2 separate regions of the Homo sapiens genome follow, and region 1 is linked to region 2. A link is a loop called in an ENCODE intact Hi-C map of the cell type or tissue named here. Cell type or tissue: heart left ventricle. All regions are shown on one strand. Each heading gives the region's core, and the rest is flanking DNA. Links, peaks and the distances in the headings are about the cores only. Region 1 holds the start of NPR1 (natriuretic peptide receptor 1). Region 2 has its middle 25 kb from the start of S100A6.

Evidence for each region. A loop is a pair of places that touch in the nucleus more often than their neighbours do. Peaks named below come from ENCODE experiments on the same cell type or tissue, not always from the same donor. Only the 100,000 strongest peaks of a DNase experiment are listed, where the experiment ranks them.
Region 1: a loop joins it to region 2, with 2.6 times the contacts of the local background. A loop is called at or near these places in 25 of 110 quality-filtered maps.

The regions. Positions count from the first base shown.
Region 1 is chr1:153,674,733-153,680,100 of GRCh38, forward strand. NPR1 (natriuretic peptide receptor 1) reads left to right here and starts at 3,956. Exons shown (of 22, transcript NM_000906.4): 1 at 3,956-5,097. The coding sequence starts at 4,377. RefSeq lists enhancers at 3,193-4,174, 4,175-5,155 and a silencer at 4,697-4,756. In heart left ventricle, for the core only: CTCF peaks have their summits at 3,144 (motif pointing right) and 4,884; DNase peaks (open chromatin) are centred at 3,129, 3,919, 4,329 and 4,766; H3K4me3 peaks cover 1,972 bases; H3K27ac peaks cover 1,797 bases; H3K27me3 peaks cover 1,885 bases.
Region 2 is chr1:153,507,977-153,513,344 of GRCh38, forward strand. No RefSeq gene overlaps it. Among named protein-coding and RNA genes, the nearest start is that of S100A6, 25 kb to the right of the region's middle. RefSeq lists an enhancer at 1,818-1,867. In heart left ventricle, for the core only: CTCF peaks have their summits at 1,951 (motif pointing right) and 3,117 (motif pointing right); DNase peaks (open chromatin) are centred at 1,957 and 3,145.

The DNA of each region.
Region 1 (5,368 bases), core at 114-5,113, 170 kb after region 2:
GTATTTTTAGTAGAGACGGGGTTTTGCCACGTTGGCCAGGCTGGTCTCGAACTCCTGACCTTAGGTGATCCACCTGCCTTGGCCTCCCAACGTGCTAGGACTATAGGCGTAAGCCACTGTGCCTGGCCTCACTATCTTATTAGTTCTTTTATTATTATTTATTTATTTATTTATTTATTGTTTTTTTTGAGACAGGGTCTTGCTCTGTTGCCCAGGCTGGAGTGCAGTGGTGTGATCTCGGCTCACTGCAATCTCTGCTTCTGGGTTCAAGTGATTCTTGTGCCTCAGCCTCCCGAGTAGCTGGGATTACAGGTGTGCACCACCAAGCCCGGCTATTTTTTTTTTTTTTTTTTTGAGACAGAGTTTCACTCTTGCTGCCCAGGCTGGAGTGCAGTGGTGGGATCTCGGCTCACTGCAACCTCAACCCCCTGGGTTCAAGCAATTCTGCCTCAGCCTCCCGAGTAGCTGGGATTACAGGCACCTGCCACCACGCTTGGCTAATTTTTTTTTTTTTTTGAAGAGACGGAGTCTTGCTCTGTCACCCAGGCTGGAGTGCAGTGGCGCGATCTCGGCTCACTGCAAGCTCCGCCTCCCAGGTTCGAGCCATTCTCCTGCCTCAGCCTCCTGAATAGCTGGGGCTACAGGCGCCCGCCACTGTGCCCAGCTAATTTTTTGTATTTTTAGTAGAGACAGGGTTTCACCATGTTAGCCAGGATGGTCTCAATCTCCTGACCTTGTGATCCGCCCATCTCGGCCTCCCAAAATGCTGGGATTACAGGCTTGAGCCACTGCGCCCGGCCCAGTTCTTTTATTTTTATTTTTATTTATTTATTGTTTTTTGAAACAGGGTCTTGCTCTGCTGTCCAGGCTGGAATGCAGGTGCGCAATCTTGGCTCACTGAAACCTCTGCCTCCTGGGTTCAAGTGATTCTTGTGCCTCAGCCTCCCTAGTACCTGGGATTACAGGCATGCACCACCAAGCCCGGCCAATTTTTTTTTTTTCTTTGAGACAGAGTTTCACTCTTGTTGCCCAGGCTGGAGTGCAATGGCATGATCTTGGCTCACCGCAACCTCTGCCTCCCAGGTTCAAGCGATTCTCCTGCCTCAGCCTCCTGAGTAGCTGGGATTACAGGCATGCGCCACCATGTCCGGCTAATTTTTGTATTTTTAGTAGAGACAGGGTTTCTCCGTGTTGGTCAAGCTAGTCTCGAATTCTCAACCTAAGGTGATCCACCCGCCTCGGCCTCCCAAAGTGCTAGGATTACAGGCATGAGCCACCGCACCTGGCCTACACCCAGCTAATTTTTGTATTTTTAGTAGAGACGGGGTTTCATCATGAAGGCCAGACTGGTCTTGAACTCCTGGCCTCAAGTGATCAGCCCACTTCCGCCTCCCAAAGTGCTGGGACTACAGGTATGAGACACCATGCCCAGCCAGTTCTTTGATTTTTAAAAAAGTATTTCATCCAACACTTTTAGTTGTCTGTAGCTTTAGGGCTAGTTCACCATTATTGAAAGGAGCTCAATTACTAAACTATATTTCTAGTCCAGTCATTTCTTCTGAGCTCCAGCTCCACTAGTCCGAGGCCTATCAGACACTTCCACTTGATTATCTATAGGCACCTCACATCCAATAAACTAAAAGTATCATCCTTCCAAAACCTTCTTCAGCTTCTCAGCTAATGGGATCAACATCACCTAGATCTGTTATTTGTATAATGTCCTCACTTCCCAAAGTTCAACTGATTCTACTTACAAAACATCTCCCCATCTGCATCTGCTGTCTACCTCTACAATCTCTGGAATCCGCCATCTCCATTACAGGACAAGAACATTATGCCTGTCACACAAAAGCTTTCATAATCTTCCCTCCACTGCCCTCTTCCCTGCCTCTCTTCCTCAGTCATCCTACATGCACACACCTTACATCCTAGATCAGGGCTGAAAACACAAACTCCTACTACAGCCAGGCAGGTAATGCACCTGAGTGAAGCAGGGTGCCTAGGAACCATAATGAACTAGACTCATTTCAAGGAGATAATGGATACTTGCTCTGGTTAATTGCTCATGGAGGGATGCAGGACAATATATTGCCAGCTCTTCCAATATTTTAAGGAAAGTCAGAAATCCAGGTTGGGCCTGGTGGCTCACACATGTTATCCAGGAATTTTGGGAGGCCAATGCAAGAGGATCGCTTGAGCCTAGGAGTTCAAGACCAGCCTGGGCAACATAGGGAGACCTCCATCTTTGAAGGAAAAAAAAAAAAAAGTCAGAAATCCAAATATTCATGTACCATCTTTTTTTTTTTTTTTTTTTTGAGACGGAGTCTTGCTCTGTTGCCCAGGCTGGAGTGCAGTGGCGCAATCTCGGCTCGTTGCAACCTCTGTCTCCCGGATTCAAGCAATTCTCTACCTCAGCCTCCCAAGTAGCTGGGATTACAGGCGGCCGCCACCATGTCTGGCTAATTTTTGTATTTTTAGTAGAGACGGGGTTTCACCATCTTGGCCAGGCTGATCTTGAACTCCTGACCTCATGATCCACCCACCCTGACCTCCCAAAGTGCTGGGATTAGAGGCTTGAGCCACCTTGCCCGGCCCCATCTTATGATATTTAAGTGTGGGGAATTAAATACAATATACATAAAGAGAATGCAAGCCAAAGCATGCCTGCCATCTCAAGTTGGCCTATCGACCACAATTTGCTCTAGATAATAAGAATATTCAAGTCTCCTAAAATTCCATATATAGGAAATGTACTTCAACATTCTGCTCTGTCTACACAGAATACCTTTCTCATCCTTCCATCCTCTTGAATTATTTCTTTTTTGGAGATTTTCTGGCCCCAATCCAAGCAGAATGAATAGCCCTCATCTGAGTCCTTTAGCAATTTATCCATGTCTCCCCTGTAGTGCTTAATGCATGTTGCATTACGGTTATTTGTCCCAAATGGAGCTCCTCAAAGGCACGGACTATATATATTCATCTTTATGCCCTCGGCACCTAGTGGGTGCTTAATGCACCGAAGGTTCTCTGGAAATGTTTGCTGACCTGAAGTTTGGTGATCTTATGTCCTGCTTAGGCGCAGCGTTGGAGAGGTTGGCGCTGCAATGCCGTCAATAACCCCCGATGACCATTAGAGGGCACACTGATTCCACAGCAGTCTGCACCGGGGGCCCAGCTGTCAAGTGCTCCAAAACCCACTCCCCAATTTACGCCTCCAGTGGTCATCTCCCACAGCCTTCATTTTAACAACCCTCAACACAAAACAGTCATTTTCTTGGGGCGTCCCTGAGGTGTGAACCTCCTCCCTCCCAGACACCCACCCACTCTCCCCATCTTCCTACAATTTGGGCGCTAAAGATTTAATTCCTCTCTGACACCAGATCATTTTTTCACAGCTAATCTGCACAGTCTGGAAGGTGGCAGGGAGGGAAAGAGAGGGAGATCATAGAAGGAATGGGTAACAAGCACTCTGGGCTCACCTTCAACTTTAACGGACTTTCCAGAAACCCGTCACCTTCCACCCCACACCCAAACACACACATCCACGCACTCACTCAGTTTCCTGCCAGGATCCCAAACCAGCACACCTTTCCCTCTTCCCCCGAGGAGACCAGGTAGGAGGCGAGGGAAAAGGTGGGGCGCAAGTGGGCCCCGGTTGCTTCCACACACACCCTCCGTTCAGCCGTCCTTTCCATCCCGGCGAGGGCGCACCTTCAGAGGGTCCTGTCCTCCAAAGAGGTAGGCGTGGGGCGGCCGAGACCGGGGAAGATGGTCCACGGGGAAGCGCGCGGGCTGGGCGGCGGGGAGGAAGGAGTTAAAGATCCTGGATTGGCTCTTCTGTCACTGAGTCTGGGAGGGGAAGCGGCTGGGAGGGAGGGTTCGGAGCTTGGCTCGGGTCCTCCACGGTTCCCTCCGGATAGCCGGAGACTTGGGCCGGCCGGACGCCCCTTCTGGCACACTCCCTGGGGCAGGCGCTCACGCACGCTACAAACACACACTCCTCTTTCCTCCCTCGCGCGCCCTCTCTCATCCTTCTTCACGAAGCGCTCACTCGCACCCTTTCTCTCTCTCTCTCTCTCTCTCTAACACGCACGCACACTCCCAGTTGTTCACACTCGGGTCCTCTCCAGCCCGACGTTCTCCTGGCACCCACCTGCTCCGCGGCGCCCTGCGCGCCCCCCTCGGTCGCGCCCCTTGCGCTCTCGGCCCAGACCGTCGCAGCTACAGGGGGCCTCGAGCCCCGGGGTGAGCGTCCCCGTCCCGCTCCTGCTCCTTCCCATAGGGACGCGCCTGATGCCTGGGACCGGCCGCTGAGCCCAAGGGGACCGAGGAGGCCATGGTAGGAGCGCTCGCCTGCTGCGGTGCCCGCTGAGGCCATGCCGGGGCCCCGGCGCCCCGCTGGCTCCCGCCTGCGCCTGCTCCTGCTCCTGCTGCTGCCGCCGCTGCTGCTGCTGCTCCGGGGCAGCCACGCGGGCAACCTGACGGTAGCCGTGGTACTGCCGCTGGCCAATACCTCGTACCCCTGGTCGTGGGCGCGCGTGGGACCCGCCGTGGAGCTGGCCCTGGCCCAGGTGAAGGCGCGCCCCGACTTGCTGCCGGGCTGGACGGTCCGCACGGTGCTGGGCAGCAGCGAAAACGCGCTGGGCGTCTGCTCCGACACCGCAGCGCCCCTGGCCGCGGTGGACCTCAAGTGGGAGCACAACCCCGCTGTGTTCCTGGGCCCCGGCTGCGTGTACGCCGCCGCCCCAGTGGGGCGCTTCACCGCGCACTGGCGGGTCCCGCTGCTGACCGCCGGCGCCCCGGCGCTGGGCTTCGGTGTCAAGGACGAGTATGCGCTGACCACCCGCGCGGGGCCCAGCTACGCCAAGCTGGGGGACTTCGTGGCGGCGCTGCACCGACGGCTGGGCTGGGAGCGCCAAGCGCTCATGCTCTACGCCTACCGGCCGGGTGACGAAGAGCACTGCTTCTTCCTCGTGGAGGGGCTGTTCATGCGGGTCCGCGACCGCCTCAATATTACGGTGGACCACCTGGAGTTCGCCGAGGACGACCTCAGCCACTACACCAGGCTGCTGCGGACCATGCCGCGCAAAGGCCGAGGTGAGACGCTGGCACACCCCGTCCCGCCGCTTAGCCGCAGGGCCTCCCCTCTGACCTGCCGGAGGCATCGGGACTTTCTCTCTCATCTGGGGGCACTCTTCTTTCTCCTCGCCGTTCTTCATTCTACTTTCAGCTCCCTGGCCCTTTCTACAGCTGAGTTTCTATTTCCCTCTCTTCTTCCGCCACCCCCACCACGTCTCTATCCTCTCATCTCCCCGACCCCCACTCATTCCCTCCCACCCTAGCACAGCTCGGTTCCGGTCCCTTTTTC
Region 2 (5,368 bases), core at 163-5,162:
GGGCGCCACGTGCTGCCCGTCCTCACCTCCACGAAGGAGGGCAAGTTTCCTCCTTCCCCCTTCAACCAAGTGAGAGGAGCTGTAAGAGAACCCCTCAGAGAGCGTGAGCTGTGTCCTGTAGAATTGGGGGATACAGGAAATTCTTCCTGACTCACACCTATAAAAGTCCAAAGGCAAGAGGCTGCCTGCCCCAAAGCAGATGAGGAGGGGTGTCTGTGAGAGGCCTGAGGCTGAAGCCGATTGATGTTGGAGCAATGCTGGGGTCCTGTGGCCAGACAGGGATCCCCACAAAGGGAGCCTGCCTACAGGACAGGGCCACCCCGCAAGGAGTCTGTGTGGAGACTTCTCCTGGAAGCCAGGGGCAGGGGCCGGGAGGCCACCTGAAGAAGGCAGCAGCTACATCAGGAGATCATGAGCTGGGGAGCCCACCCCAGGGGTCAGCGTTCAAGCATCCACCACCCAAGGAGGCCACCAAGGCCAGATTGTAAACACGCCAGTGAGAAGACCTTTGTGAGCACTGCCTCTCCTCCTGCTTCCCCCACTTACAAGAGCCAGAGGACACATGGTGTGGGGAAGGAGAGCTGAAAGGACAGAGGGGAGACAGTGAAGAAGCTACCCACATGCCCTTCCCCGCTGCAGGGCAAAAGCCAGTCCAGGCAAGAGAGGGCCTTTGAGAAGACGAGATTGAACTTCAGGCCGGACTTTTCACAGCCTGAAAATTGAGGCCTGGCCCTGCGCGGTGGCTCACGCCTGTAATCCCAGCACTTTGGGAGGCAGAGGGGGTTGGATCACGAGGTCAGAAGATCGAGACCATCCTGGCTAACACAGTGAAACCCCATCTCTACTGAAAATACAAAAAAGAAAAAATGAGCCAGGTATGGTGGCACGCGCCTGTAGTCCCAGCTACTCGGGAGGCTAAGGCACGAGAATCACTTGAACTCGGGAGGCAGAGGTTGCAGTGAGCCAAGATCGTGCCACTGCACTCCAGCCTGGGCGACAGAGTAAGACTCTGTCTCAAAAAAAAAGAAAAGAAAAGAAAAAGAAAAGAAAATTGAGGCCTAAGATTGACTAGAAAGGCTATGGGACCTGTCAAGATTGCATCCAGGAATAAAAAAAAATAAGAATGTGAGTTTATTGGCATGCATTTGAAGAGAATTGAGTTTTGTTTCCAATTGCACATCACCATGTCCTGGGCACTCAACAAGCCGGTAGTGATTAGTAAGCACCTGCTGTCCTCCAGGCATGGAGCTGGGTGTGAGGGACATAGCAGCGAATCAGCACCCTGGCTTCCTCATCAGGACTGAGCCCTCATTGCCTTCCTGAGATCATGACTGGTGGACACCCTCTGCCCAGCACCTGCAGTCTGAGACCTGTCTGTTGGGCCTGATCTCAAGTATTCGATCCACCTCCTTGCCTCAGAGCTGAACTCATCTTCCAAGATTTGTGTGGGTCAGAATACAACGTAAAAACACCTTGCACAGGAACTCTCTCCCCTGCCCTTATTCCACAACCCTCCACAATGTGAAAGTATGTTCATCCATCCCGCAAAGATTTACTGAGTACCCACCATGTGGCAGGTCCTGTGCTAAATGAAGACGAGGGTGGCACGGTCCCTCACACTGAAGAGCCTTTGGTCTAGATAACAGGAGTGGGGGGAGTAGAAGAAAGGCGAAGTGGAGGGGGACAGGCTTGTACACTGATCCTTTCACTAGGGTGTGCTAAGGGCAACTGTAGAGGACTATATTGGGTACAATAGGAGAGAAGAACAGGGACCTGAGATGTCACCAAGGAGGTCCCATTTGAGCTAGGTATGGAAGGCTGGGGGTGGAGGAGGATACAAAGAGACAGAATAAATTGCATGAACAGATCATGGAGGTGCAAAAGGGCATGGCAAGATCAGGAGACCAGGCAAGTGTCTGGCATGTGTGCCATGCTCCCTCTTTCTGCCAGCAGGGGGTGTCCTTAGCAAACCGCAGGGAGGCCGGTGCATTTGGCGCCATAGAAATGGGGCTAGTGGATGTTTTATCCCCACTTTGGTGCTTGGCAAACACCACTCACCACAATAATCAGTATTTCTACACAAAGGAAGCATATCCCCCTATTAATACAACTTCAACATCCTCTTTGTAAAATATTAATACTGGCTTTATTATGCTATGGTGCATTTTGTTTGTTTCCACTTTAATCTTTCAAACATCATAATCTGTTATTCCTCTGCCTGAGCCATCAGGCCAAATAACACCTTGCACTCACACGTTGTTATAACCCCAAACTTCTCTACACATAACTGAAGCAAAGGTTTCTTTTGTCTCTAAAAATATCTCTGCCCAAGGCACAGATCCAGGCCTAGGGAAGGGGGCAAATTGATGAAAAAATAAACAGAAGAAAAGACTGAGGCAAAATTGAGGAGGGCCTTGGGTGCAAGCCTGAGGAGTTAGATCTTGTTCTATGGGCATTATAGGAAGTCAATATAGGATTTTAAGCTACAGATCAGTTTTATTAGCAAAAAAGGCAAATGTTTTCTTTTTGTTGTTTTTGTTGTTTGGTTGATTGGTGCTATTTGAGAGTGAGTCTCACTCTGTCGCCCAGGCTGGAGTGCAATGGTGCAATCTTGGCTCACTGCAACCTCCACCTCCCAGGTTCAAGCAATTCTCCCACCTCAGCCTCCAGAGTAGCTGGGATTACCGGCATGCATCACTACACCCGGCTAATTTTTGTATTTTTAGAAGAGACAGGGTTTTGCCATGTTGGCCAGGCTGGTCTCGAACTCCCGACCTCAAGTGATCCACCCTCTTCAGCCTCCCAAAGTGCTGGGATTACACATGTGAACCACCGCACCCAGCCCAAAGAGCCAAATGTAACAGCAATGTGGAAGACAAATTGGGAATGAGAAGTCTAGCTCAGTCTTTTCCTTACAGGGCAGGGCTGCCCATCACTGGGACAATGTGACTTGAGATTTGACCCTAAAGAAGAGCAGAGGGGTCTGGCTTCTGCTCCAGCCAGCTGTTGTTCAAACATCTGGCCATCAGTTTCTCCCTTGGCAATCCCAGCACTCTGCTAGACCCCTCAGGCCTCTCCGCAGGCAAGACCACGACGATTGGAGACTGGGTGGTCAACAGGGGGAGCCAAAGGACCGGTAGTGGCAGCCCAAGGCTGGCCCGGTCTCCTGCCACGTGGAGGAAAAGGTAGATGCCAGTGTCCAGGGCCCGGGGCAGCCTGACCCTGTGGGCTCCCTCATTCCCAGGCCCAAGCCCTGACCTCAAATGGGAGAACCAAAAAAAAAGGTGGGGGGAAAGTCTCATTTTTATTCCCAAATTTGAGGCAGGAGGCTGGGGAGATTGACACCCACACTCCCAGATTTTTTTTTTTAAGGTTCTCAGTTTCTTGGAAAGTTTTTTTGTCTGTTTGTTGTTGTTTGAGGCAGAGTCTAGCTTTGTATTTTTTTAATGGTGCTTTTTGATTAACACAAATTTTTCATTTAAATGCAGTAAAGCGTTTTCTGGGCTATGTTCTTTTTCTTCTTGCTTAAGGAAACCTTCACCACCCCCAAGGTCATAACGATCTTTTTCTATATTTTCTTCCAAACATTTTAAAGTTGTTTCTTGTTTGTTTTGTTTGTTTTGTCTTGTTTTGTTTTGTTTTTTAGAAACAGGGTATCACTCTGTCACCCAGGCTGGAGTGCAGTCTCATGAACATGGCTCACTGCAACCTCGACCTCTGGGACTCAAGTCATCCTCTCACCTCAGCCTCCTGAGTTGCTGGGACCACAGAAGCAACCTCACCAGGCTAATTTTTTTTTTATTTTTTGTAGAGACAAAGTCTCACTATATTGCCCAAGCTGGTCTCAAACTCCTGGGCCCAAGTGATCCTCCCGCCTCAGCCTCCCAAAGTACTAGGATTCCAGGTGTGAGCCACAGTGCCTGGCCTCTGAGAGAGTTGTTACTCACCAAATTCAACAGTTTCCTGATCATTCATTGCATATGGTAGATTTGTATTTTCCTAAACTAACACTGTGGCTCTGAGCTGCACACAAAGGGCACCAGTCAAAACATAAAACATAGTCCAGCGCTGAGCTCCAGCCACAGAACAATCTGTAATAACTCACACTCTTAATAACTTCACAGCTAAAAGCGGTATTTATTAACGTATTTGCACAAGCAATCTGTAACTAGGGGGAGGAAAGGATACCCAGGATGTCAAGAAGTAAGGGACATTAGCAAAAGTTGAACATCAGCAGGAAGGATCTGTGTGTTGTCATCAAAATGGTAATTATGCCTTCATAGGAAAATTTGGTAGGAAAATAGTAATGCCTGTTTTTGGGGGAAAGGGAGGTGTGCACTAAAAGGAGTTTGGACCCATTCCTGGGAGTGGTTTCCTCAGGACAGACTATTAGTAAGTCTCTTCCCTCACCTAAGAGACTAAGAGCAGGCACATGGGGCTTTTTGCTTGGCTGGAGATTTGAAATTTTTGTGTTTTATTTGATGTTTTGCAGTGTTTTTCTAATTTTTTTCAAAATATATTAAATACACAGTTCCAGTGTTTTTTAATGCAATAAATTCTGAAAACATTTACATATAAAACAGGTATTCACCCCAGTATTTTATTAATGCAGGAAACAAATACCAAGATACAGGTATTGACATTTTGCTCCCATAAAACAACCGCTAAGAATGAGCCCTCCTAATCTCAACGTTTTTCTGTTGCTACAAGGTTTTCTGTGTGTTTACTCTCCACTTTTATTTGAGATTCAGAGGGTACATGTGCAGTTTTGTTACAAGGGTATATTGTGTGATGCTGATATTTGGAGTATGCTAACTGTCCTATCACCCAGGTAGTGAGCAACCACTGAAGTTAACCAACTTTAACCAAAACAGCATGGTGCTTGTGCAAAAACAGACACATACACCAATGTTGCTATAATCAAAGCTGCAGTTAGGACAGGGCTTCTGGAGTGGAGGGATGAAAGCAGCGGGGTCGGAAGTGGGTGTATCCTGGGGGAGCCAGGAAAGTACAGAAGGAAAGGGGAGTCTGCAGTGGAGGACATGGGACAAGCCAGACTTGGAGAATTGCCAGAGCATGGCATTTGTTGTCGGGTGTGCTGGCAACAGGGCAAGAGCAAGAGAAGGAACCAAGGCCTTGGTGGGTTCCCAGGAGACAGGGTAGAACTAGGCCTCATGGCTGACCCCTCAGCCTTCTCACCATCAGGACCTGAGGTCCCAGCTGGTCCCTGCTCAGGGCTTCCTGTGAATAGAAACTTCCTTCTCTGCTCCAAGCACCCACCAGCTGCCAGCCCAGTGAGCAGTGCCATCCAGTGGCAGTCAACACCCTAATACAGACAACACGTGCACACTAGGAGAAGTTTTCCATT